2 separate regions of the Homo sapiens genome follow, and region 2 is linked to region 1. Evidence: chromatin contacts called from ENCODE Hi-C or POLR2A ChIA-PET data. All regions are on one chromosome and are shown on one strand. The core of a region is the stretch at or near the end of the contact, and the rest is flanking DNA. Distances in the headings are between cores, read along the strand shown. Region 1 overlaps SIK3 (SIK family kinase 3). Region 2 overlaps SIK3 (SIK family kinase 3).

Region 1 (6,220 bases), core at 809-3,308:
AGGGATCATAGCACTGCAAGATAGTCACACTGTTCTGTCCATGTTATAACAAGATCAGGACATTATAACAGACTTTATTTTCTTTTCATGAGGAAAAACAGCATGTTTTGTGTGCAGTTTGTCTTTTAGGAAAAGGCAGGCAGCATTAAAGAGGTGCTCTGAGACAAACATTTTTTAAATCCAGAACATCTAAAATACAGGGATAGACTCTTATCAAAGCCATGTGGCTCCATCCTGAGATTGCTGTTGCAGGCCATCCATTGGTCTTGTTCTGTTTGCTATAATAGCATCACTTCTCCCCCAGGGCTGGTACCCGAGCTGGACAAAGTGAGTGGATAACAGCATCAAGCAGTGTATTGCATAGCATCCTTGTTCTGAAAACTTTAAGACTTTAATGTCATTTAACTTTTAAAAGGTTTTTGTCAAGTAATTCATTTTCCATAGAAACATGTTTCAGAGATTTAATCGCCAATTTATTTTTGTTTCCTTTTTAGATTTTGAAATTTAGAAAAAATAGAACCCTCTTTGAAGTGAGAATTGTGCCAGAAGCAATTCATTACTAAGAAGTAAACATTTTTAAGAAGTTTGTTTAAATTATTGAAAATATAGAACTCTTGGGCTGGGTGCTTTAGAATTACCTTTGAACACACCTACCATTGACTGGACCAAGTACATAAGAAACTAGATCATCCCCTTCTTCTGAGCACCTGTAAGCAGCATGCACTTTCTTGCCTGCAAGAAAGCCTTTCTGTGCCTTCTGGTACACAGATGTCTTCTGTTTCCACCAGCTCAAAGCAGCTTTATGTGGTCAGAAAGAATCCATGACTCAGTTTCTTCTATGCCATTGCTCACCACAGAGCTGGAAAGGATTGTTTTGCCATGTTCTGTTCTTTGGTGTCACATGCAGGGTTTCAGGGACAAATGGCTTTCCCTCCTTCATAGGATCAGCCTGAAGAGTCTGATGATCTGGTTCCTTAAATTTTTACCTATCTCCTCTTATCTTTGATCCTTGATTCGGGAAGCCTTCTGTTTCAAGCCTTCCATCATAGTCTTCATCACCTTGCAACAACTAGAGTATATAAATAAGTTTGCTCTACCACAGTGTATTTAATCCTCACCAGCAAAATTATGAATAAGACAACGCTCCCCATTTAGTGTTCTCATGTCCCTGCCTCATTAATCCATCCAACTTGCCGTCTCCCCTTAAAGCTAGTTCTTGGTCTTTGCACCATCTATTTGCCTGGCCCATTTTGTACTAACCTAGCTTGTGGGTGATTCTGTCATGATGGAACCTGTGAAGATGACATGGCATCTGATCTGCCAGAGGAGAGAATTGTTTTGGTTTGTTTTCATAACCCAGAATACCAATAATGTGTTTATTTTAGGTACCATGTAGGTTAAGAGCTCCCTGGAGTAAGACTGACCAGAATTTGTATTCTGCTTTGGCCTCTTATTATCTGATCAAGTTTCTCAACTTCTCTGATTTTAAATTCTCTTTGTCTATAAAATTGAGATAATAGTATTGGGTTGGTTTGTGAAGTAGATGCTTAAATTAACTTAAAGGGTTTAGCACTTTGCCTATCATGTAAATGGTCAATAAATGTTAGTAATGATTAAATAATATTGTTGAATGAATTGCTCTATTAGTCTTTCATTCTCTTCTTCCCTATTTTTTTTACTCTTTTCTATGTATCTTTCTCTCATTTTTGCTCTCTTGGTATGCCAAAGGGACATTACTATTTTCAGTCAAATCCACACGGCTTATGGAGAAGACTTATCTCCCAAGAATTGTTTTGGTTTGTTGTAACCACTTAGAGAAATTTGTTTTATTATCAAGGACAAAAAAAAAGAAAAAAAATGTTGCTTTCACAGATACGGACTCACACTGGCTATGTCAACTTAATTCTCATTTTAGGACCCTGCCCATACAGCAGCTCTCTCCCCACAAAGTCATCCAAATGCCTGGCAGCGCAGCAGGGCAAGGCCTGTGCTGAACATCCTCTAGTTAACGTTCTGTTGGCAGATCAGGTTTCCTGGGCCCACAGTGACTCTCACTGCGGAGACCGCTTGGCGTCTTGCATGGAGCAGATGAAAGCAGCTCTGAAGGGAAGCTGCTTCTCTGGCACACACAAGCAGAGGAGCATATTCTTGCATTGCCCAAAGTGGTTCAGTTTCATTTAGCATCAGAGGCCCTGCCTTTTGGGTGGGAGCAAATAATGGGGCCCTTTTATTTTTTATTTATTTATTTATTTTATTTATTTATTTTTTTAGAGACGGAGTCTCGCTCTGTCGCCCAGGCTGGAGTGCAGTGGTGCGATCTCGGCTCACTGCAAGCTCCGCCTCCCAGGTTCACGCCATTCTCCTACCTCAGCCTCCCGGGTAGCTGGGATTACAGGTGTGTACCACCACACCCAGCTAATTTTTGTATTTTTAGTAGAAACAGGGTTTTACCATGTTGGCCAGGCTGGTCTCGAACTCCTAGCCTCAAGCAATCTGCCCACCTCAGCTTCCCAAAGTGCTGGGATTACAGACGTGAGCCACCATGCCTGGCCAACAGGGACCTTTTAGACAATAAAATAGAGTAGTTCTTGGTATCTGGAAAAGTTGATGTTTTGTTTAATGTGAGGGCTCCATCTTTCCATGCTTGTAAATTGAATGTCCTGTGGGTGATTGTGTTCTTAGGTTTGAGAGCATCTATTCCCCTCGTTTTCACCCTGTTTCCATGTTTTATGTAGAATGGTGTCTTCAAATCTCATCTGAATTTAATTTCATGAACTACATGACACTTAGGAAATATGAATTGATGATGATACTCTAGCTTTCTGCATTTTGTCATATTTTCCATCTGCACCACATATGAAAAATGTTAAATTTCTGTTCCTTGGCACGTTCGATATTATGTAGGATAGTCAAGATTAAAAAGCTCTTGCCCTTGACACTGTAACCAAGAATTGTTTTGGTTCTTAATCTGGGGCCTGTAGACACCAGGGTCTGGGGGATCTATGCAGGCTTCATAGGACATCGTTGAGTAGTCTAAAGTTACATGCAAGGTCTTGTGTATAAATTCTTGTGCAGATTTTTTTTTTTTTTTGGAGAATTTTCAAGGCATCTGAGGCCAAATAATGGTTAAGGATGACTGAATAGAGGTTTCAAGATCCTGAAATTGAACTAGATATATCTTCTAATTAGGAATTATTATGGTACTGTTTTTGGTTTGGTTGTGTGTGTGGTGGTGTTGTTGTTATTGTTGTTTGCTTTTAAGGAAATTGCCTTGGAAAAAATCTGTTTTAAAGCAAGCCTGTAACTGAACACCATTCAGCTTTGGTCATCTTATGCACTAAATTGTGTGTGGAGACCAAAGGAAAACAGGAGAGTGCCATCTAGAGGCCTTAACAACAGTTTGGTCCTAGCCTTCTCCCTACACAGGAGTCTTTAACAACTTCCTAAATTAAGAACACTTTTGTCCTCTTAAGTAACTGCAAACGATAAACATATGTGTCAATGACATTTATAATCTATACAGGTGCTGCTACAGTTGTGGCTCTAGCCTTACTACTCTGGAAATGTAATTTTAATAAAGCGTACTGTTGTAGATGGCATTTACTTTATTCTATAGGAATGTAGAAGTCTTTGAGATGTACACTGCATTTGAATATAGTTTTAATTGTAAAGCAACAACAAATTGATGCCTGATGTAAGAAATCATTTTGATATAGGAACTTTGTTGTATTATCTTTTGAAGTTAGAGTAAATTAAAATAAGAGTAATTTATCTTAGTTACTTGTAGTATTCTTTTCACAACAGTAATATAGAATGGTGTTTGCCAAATGGTATAGAAATTGAAGAGTTGAATTCACCCTAGAAAAGTAGATCAATTTATATCCATGTGGAGATGTATAATAGGGTAGTCAAGAGCACAGCTTAGAAGTCCCAACTTTACCATTTCTTTGCCATGTTGAATATGTTAACTTTCAAAATCTTGTTTCTTCTTCATTTATAAGTGGAGCTAATTATAGTCTCTAAGTTAAGGTTGTTGTGAAGGTTAAATGTAATAAAGTTGGTAAGCACAGTGCTTGGTATATCAAAAGTAGTTTTTTGTAATAATGTCTTACTGTTGTTGTTATTTTCACTGGCCAGTTTTGTTTTCAGGACGGTTGTGATTAAATAGAAGCAGAAAATTTAAAAACCTATAGAAAATTTTATTTTAAAAAAATTTTCACAATTACAATCTCATTTGATTAAATACTCAACAAATATTTATTTACATATTCAGTAGATATTTATGCAGCTCCTAAGTGTCTAGATATAATAACCATTTTAGGTACTGGAGAGTTGATACTGGGTACAACAGAAAGAAAGACATGGGCCTTGCATTGCAGTGGAGGAGTCAGACAATAAGTAAATACATAAACAAGATGGTTTCCCAAAGAAATCATTTGCGTGAAGACAATGAATGTGATGTAATAGAGAGTGACTGGAGGCCCATCTTAGAGTAGATGGTTAAAGAAGAGCTTTCTGAGGAAGTGACGTTTAAACTCTTACCTGAATGACAAGGAGCCAATCATATGAAGATCTGAGGAATGGCCATTTCCACTAAAGGAAAAAACAAACAAAAAAACACATGTAAAGGCCATTGGATGAGAGTGTGTTAAACATGTGCAAAAACTAGAAATGTGCATAGTGGCAGGAAACCAGGTCAGAGAGGGAAGTAGGGGGCCAAGCGCGGTGGCTCACGCCTGTAATCCCAGCACTTTGGGAGGCTGAGGCAGGCGGATCACTTGAGGTCAGTTGTTCGAGACCAGCCTGGCCAACATGGTGAAACCTCGCCTCTATTAAAGATGCAAAAATTAGCTGGGCGTGGTGGCACAGGCCTGTAATCCCAGCTGCTGGAGAAGCTGAGGCAGGAGAATCACGTGAACCCAGGAGGCGGAGGTTGCAGTGAGCCGAGATCGCACACTGCACTCCACAGCCTGGGTGACAGAGCGAGACTCTATGTAAAAAAAAAAAAAAAAGGGAGAGAGAGAAGTAGGAGCCTTGGAGGCCCAGGACTTTAGATTTCATTCTGAGGGTTATGGGAAGAGATTGGAGAGTTACAGGCAAAGTGGTGATATGCCCAAATTTATGCTTTGGAAAAATTCCTTTTGCCTCTCTATAGAAAACAGATTGTAATGGAGAAAGAATGGAAGCAGAAAGACCGGGTAGGAGACTTTTGCAGCGTGTAAGTCAGAAATGGTGGCTTGGATAAAGATGTTGAATTAATGGTTCAGTGCTGAATTAGTGTTGGGGGATTTGGATCCCCCAACAACTCTGCACCACAGGGGCAGGGTAGCATTGTGGTTAAGAGAACCAGGTGAAGAGTCAGGCTATCTGGTTTGACTTAATAGCCATGTGACCTTGACAAGTTTCTTTACCTCCCTGTGCCTGGTTTTTGCTATTCCTAAAATGGGAACAATGATAGTACATTCCTCCTAGGATTGCTGTGTAGATTAAATGAGGAAATAATAATTGTAAAATGCTCAGAAGATGCATCAATAGTGCTGTTTTGGTATCATCATCACTGCCTTCATCACAACTATTACTCTCATCACCCTCAGTAGCCACATTTTATAGATGAGAAAACTTAGAGGGTGGTTTTGAAATCAGAATATACGTTTCTTGATTTTGAATCCATTGTTCTTTCTGCAATGTAATCTGTAATACGAGCTCCCAGAGAAAAATTTCTATAGATCTGAATATCTGTAGCTCACAGCCCAGTTTTAAATACCTATGACTATTTAAATAACATTGAGAAGAAAATGATAAATAAGGCTAGCTGAATCCCAGGGCATAGGAGAGAAGTAGCCTGTGGCTCTCTCCCCACACACCTTGTGCCATCAGAAATTCAAGTTCCCTGAGTTTTGAAGAAGGGTATTGCACACCTAAGCCAAAAGCATTAGTATGCGCGTGGTGGTACATTTAGGAGGATAGAACTGAATATTTTGAGAACCTTGTAAGATACTGAATCTCTTTAGAGGCCATTCTACTCTTCATTACTTGTGTTAAATAGGGCCATATACATAATATAAATAAATGAAATCCATGGATTATCCCCAGACCTTTTCTGGTCAGCCTTTTGGTGAAGGCAACAACCAGACTACCACACTTGAGTTTCTTTTTCTCCACCTCTCTCTGCCTTTGCTTAGCCCCTTCTGGTGGCATAAGCAACAGAATAGGTAAGGAT
Region 2 (6,775 bases), core at 969-3,468, 120 kb before region 1:
GCCTCAGCCTCCCAAAGTGCTGGGATTACAGGTGTGAGCCACCATGCCCAGCCCACATTTTGTTTTTATATTCTGAGTATTATATAGTAAAAAAGGAGAAGAGTTCATTGATACAGTCTTTTAAAAACTGATCTCAATGATATAGTAGGAAAAACACTGGATTAGGAGATAGGGGTTTTAAGTTCTAATCCTGCCTGGCTGTGCCCTTAACTAGCTGTATGAGACTAGGCAACATTTACCATTTCCTTCCCAATTAAATTGAGGTAGCCGTACTAGATTTATCTAACATGCCTTTCATTGCTCACATCATGCGACATTAAGCTTTAATTAGAAAGCTTTGGTTTTGGGACCTCTTTGTTTTCCCATAGGCTTTAACCTTGTTTCCTTTCTTATTGCCCAGCAGGAATTGGACTAGAGTTGGCCAAAGGTGGGATGAGGAGAAGAGGTAGGAATCTTACAAGAGTTGGTTGGAGTAAAGTTATTGACAGGTGGGAAGAAGTATTCCTGTGACTCTGTGGTTGTTCCCTTGTAAGATTTGAAGGAAAGTAATGAGTCAGGTCTTAATAATAGTGCCTCTATGTTATTTCCTCCACCCCATTATCTTTTGTCAGAATTGATTAGCAAAATGCACTTACCCAAGTATTTTCAGGGTCCCTGTTTGGATAGTCTAAATAACGTTGTTCTTTTTTTTTGTTTTGGAGACAGGGTCTCACTTTGTCACCCAGGCTGGAGTGCAGTGGCACAATCTTGGCTTACTGCAGCCTCGACCTTCTGGGCTCAAGCAATCCTCCCACCTCATCCTCCTGAGTAGCTGGGACCACAGGTGTGCACCATCACGCCTGGCTAATTTTTTGTATTTTTTGTAGAGATGGGGTTTCACCATGTTGCCCAGGCTGGTCTCAAACTCCTGGGCTCAAGCGATCTGCCCACCTCGGCCTCGCAACATGCTGGGATTACAGGTGTGAGCCACTGCTCCCTGCCTTTAGTTACCTTTATCAACCTATGGTCCTAAAGGTAGATTCATTGAACTTGCCTGTCAGTGCTTAAGGATCAGTCCTGTCTTAGTTCAGACAAGTTAAATTCAGGGTTGCATTCTGTCAACTTTGTTTCTAATCAGTGGATGATCAGATGATATTTGGAGAGGATTTTTAATATATGTGAATCTTATGGTGGCATTCTGTTACTTAATAAATACTTTAATTTCTTAGCTTTTTTCCCCATATTCTCCATAATTTTTGTAGATAGATGCTCAGACGAAGGCAGCAGTAGCACATGGATAATCAGAGTTTTTTGTTTGTTTGTTTTAACATTTCTCGTTAAAGTATAATGTTCAGCAATGGGGACCAATCTATACTCCTCATCTGTAGTCTGTCAATAAATAGGTTGCTCCGACTTTAAATTCTCAGCTTGAATTGTTTCTTTTTTGTGTGTGGAATTTATGACCCTCTGTGATGTTGACCCTACCTAAAGCAAGTAGAATAGCTACACCAGCAAAATGAAATACCATAACAACAACGTATGCTTATGTTTATATAGTGCTTACTGTGTGCCTGGCATGGCATTGAATAAATATATATATTTAATAAATAGAGTTGGGGTCTCGCTTTGTTGCCTACCTTGTGTTGAACTCCTGGCCTCAAGTGATCCTTCTGCCTCCGCCCCGTCAAAGTGCTAGGATTACAGGCATGAGCCACTGCTCCCAGCCAGCATTGAATATATTTTTTTTTTTATTTCATCCTGAGAACAACCTTATGAGGTACTTTCAGGTCATACTTTTATTACCCTCATTTTATACTAGAAAAATTGTGCTTTAAGATGTTAAGCAAATTGCCCAAAGTGCAAAACCAGTGTGTTGGAGCTTGAATTCCAAACCAGATCTGCCTGAGTCAAGCTTTTCTTTTATGTTCTTATTTACTAAAGGCTTCTTGAACAGAAGTATGTGAGAGTTGGGCACATGCAGCTTGGTCAATTCTATGTAAACCCGGTCAGATTCTGAGTAGTGTAGATCTGATAAAGTCAATGTGAATTTCTTATCATTCGTTGCAAGAGACTTAATGTAGCAAAAATCAGTATCATAGGAAACGAGATGTTACTGTGGTAGGCACACTGTTCTCTCTCAGCTACCTCATTTTTGTTGTTATTGGTGGTGGCTATTGCTCTGGCAACTACAAAGGCAGCATTTACTTGACACGGCGTGTATGCTTAAGGCAGAACACTGACTGCTTTTCATTGCTGGCAAATCCGGACTTCATCAGTACTGGCTACCTGTAAGGAATGTGAGCATGTTGGATTTTAGAACAGGAAAAACACAACTTCCACCTCATTTCACAGTAGAGTTCACTTAGGGATACAGACTTTTTGGTGACAGTAACTGTTACTTTCTGCTTATTAATTCAGATACTTGCATAATGCTAACCTGGTAGATATTGTCAGATGACAAGCCTTCCTCCTACATGTTCTCTATAAAAGAACTGCTAGTGACAAGCATTTTATTATATTAAAAATTCTACTTCATACTGTTTTAAGTTAAAATGTATTTATTATGAAGCCAATATTGTGAAATGTTTTTTTCTTTTTCCAGAATGTGGTTTTTTTTTCTTGTAATGGACTAAGATGCAGGCTTATTGTGTAGAATGAGGAGCTATTGCCCAGATGGACCTTAGTGAAAGTAACTTAAATAAGCAAGTAGATTTTGCTTCTGTTTGGGAAAATGATCTAAGACGGATGCTGGTATTTTGGGCAGGTGGAGACTAATGTTTTATCTCAATGTTTGCAACTTAAGTTCAGCCTACTTAAGGGCTGTCCCTTAAGGGTGTCCAATTGTTTGGCTTCCCTGGCCACACTGGAAGAATTGTGTTGGGCCACATATAAAAATACACTAACACTAACAATAGCTGATGAGCTAAAAAAAAAAAATTGCAAAAAAGTGTGATAATGTTTTAAGAAAGTTTATGAATTTGTGTTGGGCCACATTCAAAGCCGTCCTGGGACGCATGTAGCCCACAGGCTGGGTTGGACAAGCTTGGTCTAGAAGTTTTCTAGATTTTACTACAATGTTCAAATGGCAAACTTTAAAAGTGGGGAAAGGAATTTTGGGTGAGATAAAAAGACAGGTTTGAAAAAGCATACAAGTTCAGGGAACTGCAAATGGTTTCTTAAGACCAAAGCGCAATGTCAGTGTGAAGAAGTGGCAGGCAATGGGAAAGGATAAATCAGTGGAGCCCAGACAATGAAGGAGCTTTGTACTTGATGCTGAGGAGTGTGGATTTGTTTCTGCAGATAATGGGGAACTTCTGATTTTTCTTTTTTTAGGTGGACAGATAGAATCAAGTTTGCTTTTGTTAATTCATGTGACAATGTAGAAGGTGGACTGAAGGTAGGGAGAGTATTGTATTCATTGGAGACTCATTAATTGTTAGAAGACTATTGTAATCATTCAAGCAAGAAATAATGACCTAGGCCAGGTACAGTGGTTCATGCCTGTAATTTTAGCACTTTGGGAGGCCGAGGTGGGAGAATCGTTTGAGGCCTGGAGGCAGGGTCTTGCTCTGTTGCCCGGGCTGGAGTTCAGTGGTGTGATCATGGCTCACTGCAGCCTCCAATTCCTGGGCTTGTGATTCTCTTGTCTCAGCCTCCCAAGTAGCTGGGACTATAGACGTGAGCCACTGTGCCCAGCTCAAATTACTTTATTTTAAATTTTTTTTTTTTGAGATGGAATCTTGCTGTGTTGCCCAGGCTGGAGTGCAGTGGGGCGATCTCAGCTCACTGCAACCTCCACCTCCTGGGTTCAAGTGATTCTCCTGCCTCAACCTCCCAAGTAGCTGGGAATATAGGTGCACACCGCCATGCCTGGCTAATTTTTGTAGTTTTAGTAGAGATGGGGTTTCACCATATTTGTCAGGCTGGTCTTGAACTCCTGACCTCAGGTGATGCACCTGCCTTGGCCTCCCAAAGTGTTGGGATTACAGGCGTGAGCCACTGCACCTGGCCTCAGATTACTTTTTATACATTGAAAGATGACCTAGAAATTAGTCAAGACATTAATTTAGATAGTCATACAGTCAAGTGACATAAACCTCAGAGAAGAGGAAGGTTTCCGTGCTATCGCCCCACCCACTAGAGTGGAAGAACTTTGAGGGAGATAGAATAGTGATATTATAATCTAGTTCCTATAGATAAAGAATGTTTGCCAAGAAGGTTAACTTCTGTAGCTGAGCTCCTTTGCTGAGAAGATGAAGGAACACTGTTTAATGGATAGATTTAGTCTGTGATTCTCTGTGGAGGTGATTACTGTCAGTTCTCTTTATCCTAGCAGCATTTGGAAAACTGCAGCTAAGCAACCCGTCGTCATTTCCTAATGTTACTATAATCTGGTGTCAATGACTAATGATCTCATTGGGCTAGTTATTCCCTTCCAGCGATGCTGGCATCAGGAAGCACATTAATAGTCTGTAAGAAATGCATTCATTAAAAACCAGGTAATCACTTTGGAGCTGGTCCTGGCAGTGTCTGAATAAATTGGACAAGTTAGAGAAAATCTTGAACCTGAAAGCTACTTTGTCTTTCAGCTTGGTTTGGGCAAGGTAGGAAGAGATGAATCAGTTATAATTTGATGGGATCTAATGTTACTTTTATAAGATACATCACTTTAATATGATGCTTCATCATTAATGTTTTAGTAATCTGACAGCATTAGACAGAATTGATATTCCCCTTATTTTATTATTTCTTGGCTTCATGACAGAACTGTGCATTAAAAGGCACTTAAGATTTTAAAAGGGATATCTAAGAAAGTGGTTAAAAAACAAACAAATCCCAAGTGGCTTGATCTGACTTACAAACTCTAACAATGTGTAGCTAATTGCAGATAGATTTTATTATTCACAGTATTGTGTCAAGTCTCCTGTGCACATCTTCTGTATTGGAGCATAAGTAATGGAGATGTTATCTTGCCCAACATTAGGTTTGAGGAAGTCGTTTTTAAGACAGAAATAGTAGAACAGTGTTATTCCATACTGTACTTTCCCCTTTTATATAAGCTTGCTAAAATTAAGGTTGGGCAATAGGCCCTTGAGCTAAATGTGACCTGATAGAAAGTTTTAGCAACAATGAAAAAAATTATAACTATCTAATATACATATCTAATATTAGATATTTACCTTACTTACATATCATGCACAATCAAACAAATGGCAATTATAACTACATTCTTTTTTACTTGCCATAATGGAAAAACTTTATTAAACAAATTATGCCCACTGTTGCTCTGGGATTTGGGGACTAGGTAGGCATGATTTCAATGGAAAATAATTTAGTAATGGTATGTCTCAATAATGTATCAACAACCTGGAAAGTATATATTCTTTGACTTAGGATTTTCATTTCTAAGAATTTGTCTTATAGAAATAATAGTAGGTCAAAACAAGAATGTAGTCATAAGAGTATTTACTGCAATGTTGTTTAGAAGAGGGAGAAAACAAATGAAAATGGGCTGGGTGCAGTGGCTCACGCCTGTAATCCCAGCACTTTGGAAGGCTGAGGTGGGTAGACCACTTGAGGCCAGGAGTTTGAGACCAGCCTGGTGAAACCCCATCTCTACTGAAAAAACAAAAAAGAAAAGAAAAGAAAAGAAAACAAAATGCCACAAAAAACAAAGAGATGAAAATGAAAAGAGATCTCACAAGACATATGAATATGTTGCACTTCAAACTGATGCAAACAGGTGTCCATCTAAATTCAATAGTGGGCAGTTAGAATTTGAAACTTAGTTGTCATTGATGATTGCCCTGTGCTCAGAGGAATCACAGATTAAAAAAATTTTTTTTAGAAAGAATTGAAGTTGAGTTTCAGAAAAGTCAGACATTTAAGTTTACAACCGTAGTTGGAGTGCAAACACATATATGTCTTAATTACAAAATGTCTGTTCTGTTAGTACAACTTAGCATAAAGAAGAGATGGACCTACAAGTGAAGTATATCAACTGATAAGAAACAAAATGCTTTAAAACTTTGGATTCAAACCTATGATTCCAGAACTGTTCTAACATTTTAAACAATATGGTCAAACTCTAGGCAAGTTTGGTTCCCTTGTGTTTGTGAAACTATATTTTTCATACATCTTCTGAAGTAAAAACTAAACACTCTCATTAGTTGTTTAAATCTGGAATTGGATTTGGAATTTGCCTTGATTTTATATACCTTTGTTCTTGAGGCTACCTGTATTTGTCAGTTTTATCTTAACTTACTCAAAATGGGTCACTTAGTAAAAATAATTGTCTAACTATACACTTTTAGTTTGATTAAGCTTTTTGGATTAGTTTGGGATTTTGACTAAGTTTCTATATTTGTATGATCAATAATTTCATACTTATAGTAAACAAAAATTTATATATCTGTACTCCTATAGATTTATGATTCTGTGGCTCTAAAAATTTCAGTGCTCTTAGAGTTGTGGAAAGAGCAGAGCACTAGATTAAATGAAACCTCTGTGTGCCAGGCCCTAGCTGGGCTTTCTCGAGGCATTAGAGTGATAAAGTTGGTTGAGGAAATGGTGAAAGCCATACCTTTGTCCTGCCATTTTTTTTCTTTATGAGATCATGGTTGAAGTCCCTGACTCTCATGATAGTGAAATTGAGATTTTAAATATTTGTTTCTCTTTACATCCCAAATCCATTATAGCTAAGAGGAGGAATTTCAGATATTTTTCCAAGAGCGGTTGTCAATTTTTTTTTTTTTTTTTTTTTTAAGACGGAGTCTTGTTCTTTCGCCCATGCTGG

What was found. Hi-C counts contacts between places; a loop is a spot of excess contacts on that map. ChIA-PET counts read pairs that join two places held with the same protein, here RNA polymerase II (POLR2A). Pooled maps may share reads with other maps.
Region 2: a pooled map shows a loop between it and region 1 (3-fold over the local background). The contact joins two enhancer-like sites. A Hi-C loop is called at or near these places in 1 of 168 maps with a recorded cell type or tissue (PC-3) and 3 of 50 pooled maps. POLR2A ChIA-PET finds 5 or more read pairs at or near these places in 2 of 52 experiments (Panc1 and activated CD4-positive, alpha-beta T cell).

Annotation. Positions count from the first base shown.
Region 1 is chr11:116,877,174-116,883,393 of GRCh38, reverse strand. All of the region lies in intron 6 of SIK3 (SIK family kinase 3), which reads left to right. Among named protein-coding and RNA genes, the nearest start is that of APOA1, 43 kb to the right of the region's middle. RefSeq lists a silencer at 3,290-3,339. Within about 2 kb of position 2,058, at least 3 of the 41 ENCODE cell types and tissues checked have a DNase peak (open chromatin) inside an H3K27ac peak, as active enhancers do.
Region 2 is chr11:116,998,439-117,005,213 of GRCh38, reverse strand. All of the region lies in intron 1 of SIK3 (SIK family kinase 3), which reads left to right. Among named protein-coding and RNA genes, the nearest start is that of SIK3, 97 kb to the left of the region's middle. Within about 2 kb of position 2,218, at least 4 of the 41 ENCODE cell types and tissues checked have a DNase peak (open chromatin) inside an H3K27ac peak, as active enhancers do.